2 separate regions of the Homo sapiens genome follow, and region 2 is linked to region 1. The links are chromatin contacts, found by Hi-C or POLR2A ChIA-PET in ENCODE. All regions are on one chromosome and are shown on one strand. The core of a region is the stretch at or near the end of the contact, and the rest is flanking DNA. Distances in the headings are between cores, read along the strand shown.

Region 1 (6,581 bases), core at 1,787-4,286:
GTAGGAAAATGCAGTTAAGATGTAAATGTCAAGAGGCCACGATTTCTGGATTGAGGTTTTTTTCTATAATTTTAATACAATCTTACCACATCTTAAAGACCACAGATACCCGGCTTTCCTTTGAAGGTCACTCATGGCCCACAGTCATGTCCTGATTTCTTCCAGGTGATGTTCTTTCCAGAAAGCCCCCCTCCCTGTTCCTCTGGTCTGAGATGGCAGCTTAGGGATGTGGCTGAAATTCAAGCACTAGGGAGGGAAGTAAAGACAAGACAAAATTGGTCAATTAGTGCAGAAACATAAATGATCTTTCATAGTTCCGAACAGAATTGAGGTGAATCAGGAAATGGATGGCATTTTTCAAGTCACATGAATCAGCGCCCCAGAATTCATCATTTTCACCAAGTGTTTTGTTGGTTTCTTCATTCTTTCACATTGTGTGCATGGCTCACCTAAAACAGTTTAGGGAAAGCTATATTTTACTTTGAAAAGATAACTAAATACTTTTGTTTGTTTAAAAATGATCATCCTTAGTTTTATAATGTGATGAGAAGCAGCTTAATGCAGATAGCTTTCTAGCAAGCAAGACCTTTGCAAAGCAAAACAAACAAAAAACAAAGAAATTTTGTTTAGAAAAAAGAAATACTTGTGGATACCTCAAAATGACTTTATGAAGAGCCTGCTTATATGTTGGGTGCTCGGTGAGTATTTCACACAGATTACTGTCTTTCTCCTTTCAAGCAGACAGCTGACATACCCCTGCCAGGCTGGTGTGTCTAAGCTCCAGGTGAAGAGACTGTAGCTCAGAAAAGTTAAAGAACTTTCCCCAGATTAAAACTCAAAATTATATCCTCAATTTAGATCCATTTCACTTTAAACAAAGGATGCACTCTAAATTATAATTTGGTTTATTTACCTGCTTATTAGCAATTATTTTGTAATTAATCACAATTATCACTAAAATATACATCTTTTAACAATGCATTGGTGCAGCCTGTAAACAGCAAAACTGAATTCAACTCCCCCCTACATATATACAAAATTATGTAATTTATCCAGTTAAATGTTATGTTATCAGACCTATTGGGTCATGGTTTAGAAAGCTATCTTCTTCCCACTGCTTAGCTCTATATGCCAAGAGTTTTTTTGCTTTTTTTTTTTCTTTTCAAGTATTAACGGCAATGTTCAGAGGCAAGAAGAGGATTAGCTGAATACATTGGGTTCTAATTTCTGTCTCCCTCACCCTGGCCACGTAGGCTCCACAGGTCCAGGCAAAGGCTGCAGATCCAAGCATAAGGCAGCTTCCTCCCTACATCTTTCCCCCTAGAAGCAGCCAGGCAAGACCTTGGCCTGCCTCTTCCTCCCAGGGAGGCTCCTAGGCCTCTGTGCCACGTAGGCAAGATAATCGGAATGTCTGGAATGGAACTAGTGCTCTAAGTGCCAAGCAAGGGAAGGGAGAACGGTTAAGCTTTTCCTTCAGGTCCCCAGGAGCCTGCAGCTGCCACACAGCAGGCCGGGAGCCCCCGCCACAACCCAGGGAGGAATGCTTGCCAAGAAGGCCTGCCCAGCTACTGACACTTCCTCCCAGAGGTCTTAAAGGAAATCCCAGTAAGGCCTGAGTACCCAAGACAGCCAGATCACCCGTGCCAGAGACTGGGCATTTGGGGATGGGCTGGGCTTTCATAGAAACCTTCGGAATTGCTTTCACTTAATTCTTTTATTTTAAAAAAAAGTTCTAGAAAATAAAGACACATCGATAGCAATTTGTATTTCCATTGTCCTCTTAGGTCTGCATGGCTACTGTGCGAGCTATGACACCCTGCAGCCTGCAATAGCTTCTTTGTTTTATGGATGAGCTCAATGGAACCCTTATGGACGCACCGGACCATGCCCAGGACCAGCGAGGCCCATCCATACCCCACCACTGGCTGGAAGGGCGCTGGTGTGAACGTGGGTCCTTGCGGGGGTCCCTACCTCACTGCGGTCAGGAGGGGGCAATTCACACATTTCCTCATGCAGGGGACCTTCAAGCCTCCCTCTGAGGCGCAGACTGAGTAAAAAGGGCCCAGAGATACTGTCCCGCACCCCCATCCAGTGGGAAAGGGCCACTCAAGGCCAGTCAGGACTCCCAACCCAAGTTTTATGCCTTATACTCCTATAACTTTACCATTTGCTCTTTTCGCGAGGCTGACCCCCTCCCTCTCCCCCCCCACCGCCTCCTCCAGAAACTGAAGAACTGCAACAAAGTGTCCAATTATACACGTCTTCAAAGGTACTTTACTTGCTTCCCAATTATCAACTTTTCACCTGAGTACTTAGTAAGGCCCAAGGATCCTGCAAAAGTGCAACAAGGAATAATTGACACAGAATTGGACGAATGACTTTGACCATACGGGACTTCTCTCTTAACGCTCAGCGTGGCTACCTGGGGACGCCTTCTCTGGCCTCCCTGATTCGTCAGATTTGTTCATTTCCTTGACTTAATCCCGCTGAAATCGACCCGAACTAGCCGGGAGTCTCACCCCCAAAGTGCTCCTCCAAGAACCCGCAACGACTGACTCTCTCGTCTTCTTTAAGGAGTTTCTCCCTCAGAACGGATGAGGATGTCACACAGAAAGAACAAAATCACAAAGTTCGAGTTCCGGAGGACCAGACGGCCCCTGCCCCCCATCCCCCGGGCCAGATTTAGCCGAGGGAACCGCACGTACCTGAAGCCGAGGCCGGCAGAGAGGGAGCGCCACGTCTCAGGTCTCGGCCGGCGCCCCCCTCCGGGGTGCAGCCACGTCTGAACCGGGACAGCGGGCGGGGGAGCCGCAGAGGGACCCAGTGAGACGGGGGAGGGAGCCCCCAAAAGTCAGCGCTCGGCCGCACTCGCACTGGGGAGGCTGGAATGGAACTCCTGGGGTGCAGCGGGGCTCCCAGGAGCGAAGGTGGGGGTCCTGTACCGGGAAGGGGCGGGGCCCGGGGAGGGGCTCGGGGAGGTCAGGCGCGGGTGGGGCGCTCGAGTTTCACCCCGGCGGGGAGGAGGAGGAGGAGGAGGCGGCGCGGCGGCGGGGGCGGGGCAGGGGCGGGGCGGGGCGGGGGTGGGCCCAGGCTGTCCCCCGCTCCCCGCCCAGCGCTCTCCGCCCCGCGCTCTCCGCGCCCGCTCGCCCCGCGCCGATCTACTTGCCGGGAAGGCGGCGCCGGTGGCGGCTGCTCTCCCTGAGCCCGCTCCCGAGCGCTGCTTTCCCGCCGCGGGTGGGCTTCGCAGCCTCAGGCCAGCCGCGGCCCTTGGCCCGCTGCAGCCCCGGCCCTCCACCTTCCCCGTGCAGGGGCGGCCCGGCCAGTGTCGCTCATCCCGGGACGCTCCCTTCTCCCACCCAGGACTGCCCCGCGGAGCTGGCTTGGACACCCAACTTTGCCACCTCGAGGGTCGTCTCTGCTGGGCGCGAACCTGCCCACCCACCGGTTGGCCGCGCGCTCGGGGACCGTGCTCGTGGCCCCCAAGCCGGTGCCCCCATTCTGGAACTCAGCGAGTAGGGGGCGGCTCTGGGGAAGTGGCAGGGGGCGGCTGCAGCTGCTGCCTCCACTTCCCTAGCCAGGTGCTGAAGAGGATCCTCGGAGCCGCTCTGGCCCCCAGGCGCTGGATGACTGGCACCAGCGCTCCTCGCACCTGGTGAGCGACCCCCGCCCGATTCCTGCGTGGCCTTGGCAGGAGCCCCTGACCGCGCCGCGCCGCGCCGCGCCGCTGGCCGGGACCCGGGGACTGCAGCGGTCGGCTGGTGGGTGGTGCCGATCTCGGGTGGGATCCATCAGCAGGCACCTGGGCGGGGGTTGCGCGTACAGGATTAGGACGACCGTCAGTCCGGGGGCGCCCACAGTTGAGCTAGTGCACGGGCTGGAAGTTTGTGTACCCGCCTGTGCCGAGGTCTGAGCATGGAGAGGTAAGGAGCCGGAGTGTCGCGGTGGGCGAGACGGGACCCCTGCCCAACACCCGGAAAGGTGCGCACACTGGTCTGTGCCCGCCCCCGGCGCGCCTCCAGGCTCGCACTGCCGCGAGCCGGGGGCAGGGGACACGGAGGTCGGGACTTGGCGGTTCGGGAGCGGCCACCTCGCAGCCCCACCGGCTTGGGCAGGTTTTCCTGCTTTCCTTACAGGGGAACCGGGAGGCAATGGGACTTGGGCTCAACTCCGCCAAGCGCCTTGGTTAATGAAAGACACTAAGGCGGGGGATGCAGAGGCCTGGGGAACCACCAGCCAGGTGCGCTGCAGCTAGGCGAGCCCCTTTCACCAGGCATCCCTCCGCTGCTCCACGGATTTTGCACACCGCGGCTCAGGGTTTCAGACCCCAGGGTTTCGGGCAGATCGGGCTCCAGAGGGAATGGTTTCTCCCAAGATGTGCGTGGGAACGGTCGTGGAGGAGTGATTCCCCCGGCTCGCTCCCCGCGGCGGCCGGTGCCTGGCTTGGAGCGGTCACATCCCTGTTCCCCTGGCTTTGGCGGGAAGCGCGTTCACCTCCTCGCCCTTTGCTTGCTTTGTACCAGGATGCCGCGGCCGGAGTTGGGATTTAACTTTCCTGCGCCTGCGGCGTCCTCGGGATTCCCGGCAGGGGGCGCTGCGAGCGAGCGCTCGGAGGACGAGGCGCCACAGGCAGTTGCTGGGTCCTGGGCGAGTGGGCGGGAGTCCCAGGCAACAAACAGCAGAACCAGGCAGATCTTGCAATAATTTCATTTTGGGGGCCGGGGGTTGGGGGAGCTGATCTGGTGGCTATAGAGAGCTGTCAGCCTTGCTAGGAGAGGGGACAGGAAAGGTGGTGGCCAGACATAAATGCTCTAACTAGAAAGGTCTCTTCCAGAGAAAAAGATCGCTGTAAAGTCTTCCTTGTCTGGGCATCTGCCTTCCTTGTGACTGTTACATTTACTCAGAAAGAAATCGAAATTGAGGGAAGATAACGTGAGCTTTGTTTAATACCGTTCTGCTTTTTAGGGGTACTTTAGTTAACACATCAGGAGTCACAAATGATTGTTCTGGTTTGTTTTGAAGAAAGACAAGTTTTACGTCTAGCTTACCGAGAAGAGCTCTGTCATAATGGCTGAGTTTGGAATCAGCAGATATGTTATTAATTATAGAGGTAGTCTGTTCATAAGGAGACAGAAACACAAAACCAGGCTTTAATAAGAAAGATTTTTCAATACCTAATTAGGATTGCTGAATTTGTTGCTAATTAATGCCAGTTTCATTATTTTAGAGAGTGTAATGTTTATCATGACCACTTTACACAACTTCAGTTCAAGCAGATAATACCATTAAGTTATGTATAACTGAAATAATTTTCTTGTCTGTGCCTGTATTTACACCAAAAGAAACATGGATTTTTTTTTCCCCTCCAAAAGATTTCTTTTTCTATGTTTTTTTTTTTTTTTCATGAAAAATACAGCCCTAAGTGTAATTGTTTGGTTCACTTGAAACACAGATGTTTTTTCCCTTGAGTTTCTTTCTTGTAAAAACTTTGGAGATAGAAGCTTGCTCATCCACGTTGCTCCATGCAGTCACACTAAGCATCTGTATACTCATTGAAGTGTGGGGTTGACAAACTGACATCTATTTCTATGTGCTTTTAGCCAATATGTACTTTTATTAACAGGGAGAAGACAGATGATGCTAATCATTTTATGTCTTTTGTGAATTGCACTAACTCATTTGGTTGTTATAATGTCAAACAGCTGCGAGATCCCTGCTGCGAGTAAAGCTTTGGCCTCCTGGGTGGTAAAGCTTGTCTCTGTCCAGAGGAAATTTTTGAGACGTTCAGAATTTGGTAAAAATAAACCTGCGTTCTTCACTGCCGTTTCCCTTTAAAATGATTTCATCACGTGTCTTGGGAGAATGAAACGTAGAAACTTACAGCTCAGAGGCTGTTAAAACTTATTGACCACGAGACCGAAATAAATACAAGCACATTTATACAAACTTCTGCATAAATTTTAGAGTCATGGGCCTTCTGAAGCCCCGTCCATGGATTTGCAGTAAGAAATTTAGTTCCAGAGTCATGTTAGCCTCTTGCTGAAGGACAAATGTTACAACCAACAAGCCTTTCTCTGTACCGTGTGCTAGTGGCCCAAAATAACAGATGCCAGCTCTTTGGGGACAATGTCAGATGCTCCTGATGTTAGAGAGAGCTGCCTATCTGAATCGTGACACAGTTTTACTTAACTTGGTGATTAGTTTTAAGAGTTTCAAGTGATTTTATTTTTGGTCATAAAGTCATTGAAATTGAGCCTTTGCTTTTGATACAGGAAGATGTGGAGGAGGAGCAGAAAACCTTTACTAAATGTCCAGCCAAGAGTATAAAGGCATTGCATTATGTAGACAAGTGATCATGAACCCTAGAGTTAACTAATATCAAAAACTCATCCCAAGGAAGAGGTTTGAGCTACAAAGCAGATGGTGTGCAAGATAGAACAAATGAGTTTATAACATATCCCAGTCAAGGAATCCATTTTTATAGTAGTATATGTACAACTATTTGAGTACAGCAGCCGTACATCCTGCAATAAATCCTCCATAATTCTTGATTCTAAAATTATACCAATTTTGTATTTAAAAAT
Region 2 (6,581 bases), core at 1,511-4,010, 530 kb after region 1:
GGACAGCATAGGGCAACACCTGGGAAATGTGAATCTGTGGTTACAGACAGGGAGAGGAACTGAAGTTGTCTTAAGGAAAGAATAATACAGAAAAAAAAAAAAAAGGCCAAATGCTTGGTGCAAGACCAGCCCTCAGCAATTATAAGGTTTTTGTCTGGCTCTGCCTCTGAGTGGTGGCATTTTGACCTGAATAAATCTGGGAAAATTTGTAAACCAACTTGTGTCATCCAAGTGCCTGGAGCAGTACAAATGGAGGCACACAGGCAAGTCTCGATGTGAACTGAAAATATAATCTTACATCTGGTTTGGCCAGCTTAGCTGTTATGGGCTGGAAATTTGTGCTCCCACCCTCCACATATATATGTGAAAGCCCTAATCCCTAGTGTGGCTGTATTCAGAGATGGGACCTCAGAGGAATAAACTGAGGTCAAATTAGAACATCAGGGTAGAACCCTGAACCAATAGGATTAATTTCCTTATAAGAAGAGACACAAGAGAGCTTGTTTGTGCTTTTTCACTCATTCATGCCCCTCCCTGTCTCTCCCTGTGCTGAGGAAAGATGACAAGAGGACAGAGAGAGAAGGTGGCATTTTTCAGGCCAGTAAGAGTCCCCTCGCAAGAAACTTAACTTGCTGGCATCTAGATTGTGGACTTCCAACATCCAGAATTGTGAAAACATGTCTATTGTTAAACCATCCAGTCTGTGGTATTTTGTTACAGCAGCCCCAGAGGACGAATATAATGGCTATATGGGAAAAAGATGCTGGAAAGCTCACTGCTTCTAACTAGGGGTGTACCAAGGAGTGGCAGACAGTCAGTTCAAATCCATAAACATTTTAAAATTCATGAGTTACAGTGATAATGCAAATAGGAAAAGGATTCAATTCCCTGCTCTCAGAAAATTCTCAATATAATTAGAAAAAATGAGACCCTAAGAATTAAACATAACAGAATGTGGTTAGAGTTATGCCACCACAGGAAGCCCGGGGCAGAGTGATGGGGTCACGCTGGAGCTGACAGTAATTTCCTGAACAGTTTGCTCTTTGAGATGGGGTTAGGTCTTTGGAATGTTTCACATTTTAATGGTTTAAGATAATTAAGATCACATATTCTGAAATGTTTTCTCCCACACTCTTGTGGTATGTATTCATTTTCTCTAAAACATTTAGCTTATTATTTTCTTTTTAAATTTTTTGAAGAGAAAAATTTTTAAAATTTCCACATGCCCTTGATAGTACTAACTATAATATATAATGATTGATTGATAGATAGATAGATTTAAATCTTTTAAAGCACACGTTATCTCTTAAGGAATGGAATCCTTGTAATAGCCCATGTGGGTTGCGAAGTAAGGCGTGACTGTCCTCTGTAAGAATGAAGATCACTTGGTGACATCTGTAAAGTCACACAGCAAAGTCAAGGCTGCTTAAGGCTAAATCAAAACTTTCCTATCACAGTCTGAACACCTGTTCCCTAAAGTGTTTAAAGTCATCTGAAGTCCTTTAAAATGTCAGCCTGAGGGAGAGAAAAAGGGAAGGAGAGGGGAATGGAGAGAATAAAACAGAGAGAGAGACACAGGTAGAGACACAGCGGTAGAGAGAGCCTGAAAGACAGATAGGTGGAGAATCAGTCTGCGCTCTGGTAATTAAGTAACTTCCTCAAGAGAAGAGAAAGTTCCTCAAGAGAAGAGAAAGTTGCCAAAAAGAAAGGGGCTCCGCTACAGCGCCCTGGGCACCTTTCCTTCCCAGCAATCCTTGAGGCTATCAGTATTTCTCTGTGTGATCCTGTGATGAAAGTCCTGTCCTTTATACCCTAAGCCTGAGGAGGCAAGGACAGCCTCTGTCTTTCTTTGATTGCCCTTCCTTGGGCCTGCTGAGAGCCCTATACCTAGAAGGTGCTCGGGAGATATTTGCTCAGTGGGCAAGGGACAGAGAGAAGGGCTCACCAGGTGTGCACACTTGCACAGGTAAGGACAGCAGCTTGAGGGGCTCCATTCTGAATCTATGAGCTGCTCACATTTGCCCAGTGGGCCCGGGGAATACACACTCACAAGTAAGTGTGCCAGCTGGAGAGGCTCAGTTATGGACTGGGTGCTTATGTCTCCCACAAATTCACGTGTTGAATTTTACCCCCAAGGTTATAGTATTAAGAGGTGAGACCTGGAAGGTGATTAGGTCAGGATGGTGCAGCCCTTATAGAAGATGCTCCAGGAGCTCTCTCTGCTCTCCATCATGGGAGGACACGGTGAGAGGATGGCCCTCCACAAGGCAGGAAATGAGCTCTCACCAGACACCATCTGCCAGGCGCTTCATTTTGGACTTCCCACTCTCCAGAACTGTGAGAATTAAGTGCTGTTTAAGTCATGGTATTTTGTTAAATCTATGTTTTTGTTGTTGTTGTTTTTATTCTTTGTGTTTTTTTTTTGAGATGCAGTCTCGCTCTGTCACCAGGCTGGAATGCAATGGCACGATCTCAGCTCACTGCAACCTCTGACTCCCTGATCCAGGTGATTCTCCTGCCTCAGCCTCCCACGTAGCTGGGATTACATGCACATGCCACTACGCCCAGCTAATTTTTGTATTTTTAGTAGAGACAGGGTTTCACCATGTTGGCCAGGATGGTCTCTAACTCATGACCTTGTGATCTGCCAGCCTCAGCCTCCCAAAGAAGTCTATGGTATTTTGTTATAGCAGTCTGGACTGACTAAGGCAGGCCTGATTCTGAATTTAGAGCAACATTTTTCATGAACTTCTAGTCATTTTGACTCAACTTCTGACACATACATTTTTTAGCCCATACTCATAGGGATAGGTCATTTTTAAAGTATCTGAAGCTTAATTCAGACAGCCTTTTGAAAGAAAAGAAATATAAAATGAACACTAAAAAAGTCCAGTAGAAATGTGGATTTTAGTTTTGGAAAAGAAATCACAACAAACTTCACTTTAAAAAATCTGATAGAAACTATATATCTAATAATTTCAAGGAATAACAATATTTGTGTTAACTGCCAGACATGTCTTTATTATGTTTCTTATTTGTGTATACTTTGACTTTTCTATCATATGATAGCCTTTTTTTATTGCCTGAATAGAAAATAATTGTTAATTAAGGTTGATTTATTTATATCAATTACAGCTTGTTATGTATAATCAGATGTAAATGTGTGTTTTTTATTTGTATCAATTACAGCTTGTTATGTATAATCACATGTAAATATTTGGTATTTTTGTCAAATTTTGGAACACTCCTATCAACTTTCATTCATGTATGAGCTAAGAGATTAGGATAATTAACTCCACAGACTAGCTTTACCGTTCACGTACTTCAGGGGCCATGCTCTGGAGGACAGCGCCTCTGATCTTGCCTCTTCACATCAGCACATTAATGACATGACACATGGACGTTGAGGACTCCCGTGCTACTGCAAGATGGCCCACAGAAACTTTACTGCACGTGGCAGTGTCTGCAAGCCACATGCATGCATTTCTCTAAACCTAAACTAAATCTATCCCAATCTCAGTTTCCCCTTAGAACCTCCCAGAGATGCCCATAGCCATTCCAACATCACCTACCTCCAGGGAATATGTGATATAAAGAAAGTTGGAGAAAGTTTTAACTGCAGCTAAAATCATTTAATTGATCACATTTTAGAAAACCACATGACCATGTGGGAATGAGAACTCCTGATGCTCCTGAGACTTTAATCTGAGGATACTCCATCTCTGTACTCCTAGGTGCAAGGTTCAGGCTGGATAATTGGATGCCAGTGTTGACTAAGGCAGCTGTGGATGATTCCCTTTCAAAGGACCTGGACATCCTATGGCAGAGAGGAGGTGTGGGCTGAGTTTTGCTAGTGTCTCTGTCCATTACTGTTTGGGTGATCTGGGGGCTGTTTGCATTTACTATGACTCAGTTTCTCATGTGTAAAATGGGGATAATAAGAACATCTTAGATTACAGGTTTATCTTGATGATTATTGAGTTAATCCATATGACACTAAGAAAAATGCTTGACTGCCTAGCAAGTGCTCAACAAATATAAGTCATTGTTATTATTGCTTTTATAAAATCTGAAAAATGATGTAAATAACCTTTAAATATATGATACTTTATTAAAACTCCTTGTGGCAATTGGGATGTTGAACATTCTTTTAAATCCCATAGCATTTGAATAAAGGAAATGTGATTTCAAACTGAGTAAATACCAGAACAGATATGTTTCCATAGCAGGGAAATGGAGAGTCAGGTTGGTCAGAAGTCTATTTTGGGGATTGATTAAGGGTTCCGTAAAACACAAGCAAGTTATGATTATCCATAACAGAAGTGCCATTGTGAAGACTGATTCTCCATTTAGATCCTTGGTTGCTCTGTTCTGTGGAGTACAGGAGTACATGGCAACTCCTTAGAGCAAAGTCGTTTCCTGGCTTCCCTGGAAGATGGAAGGAATTGTTCAAACACAAAATACTCTTTTAGCTCTTATGAAGAATGGCTTTCTGTACATTTAAGGTAACATTCTCATTACTAGATTGTATTGTTGAAAAAAAGACAGTGAGGTACTTCAATTTTTTCAAAAATTATGAAAAAAATGTATTTTCCTTGGTCAGTAGTCATGGTTGTTGTTTATCTTGGGCTCTCTGCTTTTGTGATCAGAGAAGGAAAGAGTTTGGCAGGTAGCTTTTTGCTTGTTATGGTAATAGTTTTTTTCTGGTATATTTTTCTTTTACCAAATGAGATAATGTTGGGAAACCATAAAAGGTAAAAAGAACAGAAATACAACCTCTGAACTTTCCTTCAGAAAATGGAGGGTAAGGTCGTTAACAGACCACACAAGCTACTCAAGAATGAGAAGAAAAATCTGCCAGCAAAAACGTATTTCATACCAGGATATGCTTTTTCCCATTTGATCATTGAGTTTGATTTTTCACTGATTAATATTTTTTCAAAAGTTTTACAGAAATTATAAATGGGAGAGTTTTTCAAATATACCAAACTTCAGATGGTGGGGATGGTAGGAGTTCCCAAAGCATTTTACTGGGTAGAGAGGCTACTAGTGTGAAATATATGAAAGAGTTAAGTCAGCTGGAACTGAAGGGCACAAGTTTTATTTGCAGTAAGATCCTAAAATGATTTGGTAATATTTTATTATTTTATTTTATTTTTTGAGAGGAGTCTCCCCCTATCGCCCAGGCTGGAGTGCAGTGGCGCGATCTCAGCTCACTGCAAGTTCCGCCTCTTGGGTTCACGCCATTCTCCTGCCTCAGCCTCCTGAGTAGCTGGACTACAGGCACCCGCCACCATGCCCGGCTAATTTTTTGTAGTTTTAGTAGAGACGGGGTTTCACCATGTTAGCCAGGATGGTCTCGATCTCCTGACCTCGTTATCCACCCGCCTCGGCCTCCCAAAGTGTGGGGATTACAGGCATGAGCCACCACGCCCGGCCTCATGATTTGGTATATTTTAATTGCACACAAAAACATAAATACAGAGCATCTTTTGCTGAATCTGGTGTTTGAAGGTAATGGAAAAATAATTTTTTTAGAAAACAAAGTAAATGTAAATGTGTTTTTACATATTGTGTTTCAGCCCAAAGGGAGAGCTACCAATAACAGAATCAAAAGTCTAGAAACTCATGACCAGCCAATACTGAAGTATTTGGAATGTTCTTGCATGGATTCCATTTTTCCCATAGGGTAGAGCCATGTCCACTGCCACCTTGGTGACCAGGGGTGGCACCAGTTTCCAGGCAGCAGAGCTGATTGCCAATCCAGCCTTGGCTGTCCAGTGGTGGGGCCTTAGTCAGATGACCAAAAGCCATGAGATGAGAATTTTTTTGAGAATGAGGGTGAGGATAGCCACCACACTGAATTGTGGAAGATCAGTCTAGGGATGTAGGTAAGACCCATGATCCTGGGCCTAGAAAGAGCCTCGCTGATTGTTTTGAAAGTGAAACAACTGGAACATTTTTGAAATAATTTAGTTTGTGTTTCTTCTTCCAATTATCTTGATTTGACAAGTGACCTCCATTATATGAAGACAAGAAGATATGACTGAATGAGAAGAGAAATAAGAAAAGAGAAGCATTTATTTGGGTATTTCTTAATAAATGCTGAACACACCTTGGCACAGGCATTTTTAAAGCCTAATAAAACGTTTAAAATGTCTATCATGCTGGCCCTCATTAATCCAGCCATTTTCCCATGTCATCTCTGCTTTTATAAAAAGGTTTTCAGAACCGCTCCCTACACATGCAGTGATTGTATTACTGTGTTCAAAGACATGGCTACGTGATGCCATTCTTCCATAAATTCAGAGTTTACTCATGCACATTCACATGTCATATCCAGCAGACATGCCAACATTCTCCGACCCAGTTCACCCTGAGGGAGTGGCAGGAGTTGGTTGGGGTGGAACAGATGTGCTCATGCAGCTGAGGGCACTAGCAAGGTCACCAAACTTAAATGAGTTTATTAATTACCAGTGAGCAGCCCCACTCTTTGCTGAGTGTTTTCAGGTGTGCAGGACTACTTGAGGATTCATGTGGTGTGGAAGATCGAAGTCTACTCTGTGCAACTTTGGGGAAAT

The links. Hi-C counts contacts between places; a loop is a spot of excess contacts on that map. ChIA-PET counts read pairs that join two places held with the same protein, here RNA polymerase II (POLR2A). Pooled maps may share reads with other maps.
Region 2: a loop to region 1 is called in a map of ascending aorta, with 2.2 times the contacts of the local background. The contact joins the enhancer-like site here to the promoter of SNHG18 in region 1. A Hi-C loop is called at or near these places in 1 of 168 maps with a recorded cell type or tissue (ascending aorta) and 1 of 50 pooled maps. POLR2A ChIA-PET finds 5 or more read pairs at or near these places in 1 of 52 experiments (PC-9).

Annotation. Positions count from the first base shown.
Region 1 is chr5:9,542,655-9,549,235 of GRCh38, reverse strand. It overlaps SNHG18 (small nucleolar RNA host gene 18), which reads right to left and starts at 3,036. Exons shown (of 3, transcript NR_045196.2): 1 at 2,706-3,036; 2 at 87-246. SEMA5A (semaphorin 5A) reads left to right here and starts at 3,161. Exons shown (of 23, transcript NM_003966.3): 1 at 3,161-3,652. It overlaps SNORD123 (small nucleolar RNA, C/D box 123), which reads right to left and starts at 409; the gene lies at 322-409. RefSeq lists a silencer at 3,038-3,227.
Region 2 is chr5:9,010,235-9,016,815 of GRCh38, reverse strand. No RefSeq gene overlaps it. Among named protein-coding and RNA genes, the nearest start is that of MIR4636, 40 kb to the left of the region's middle. RefSeq lists an enhancer at 1,998-3,197. Within about 2 kb of position 2,760, at least 3 of the 41 ENCODE cell types and tissues checked have a DNase peak (open chromatin) inside an H3K27ac peak, as active enhancers do; they include ascending aorta, where a contact is called at or near this core.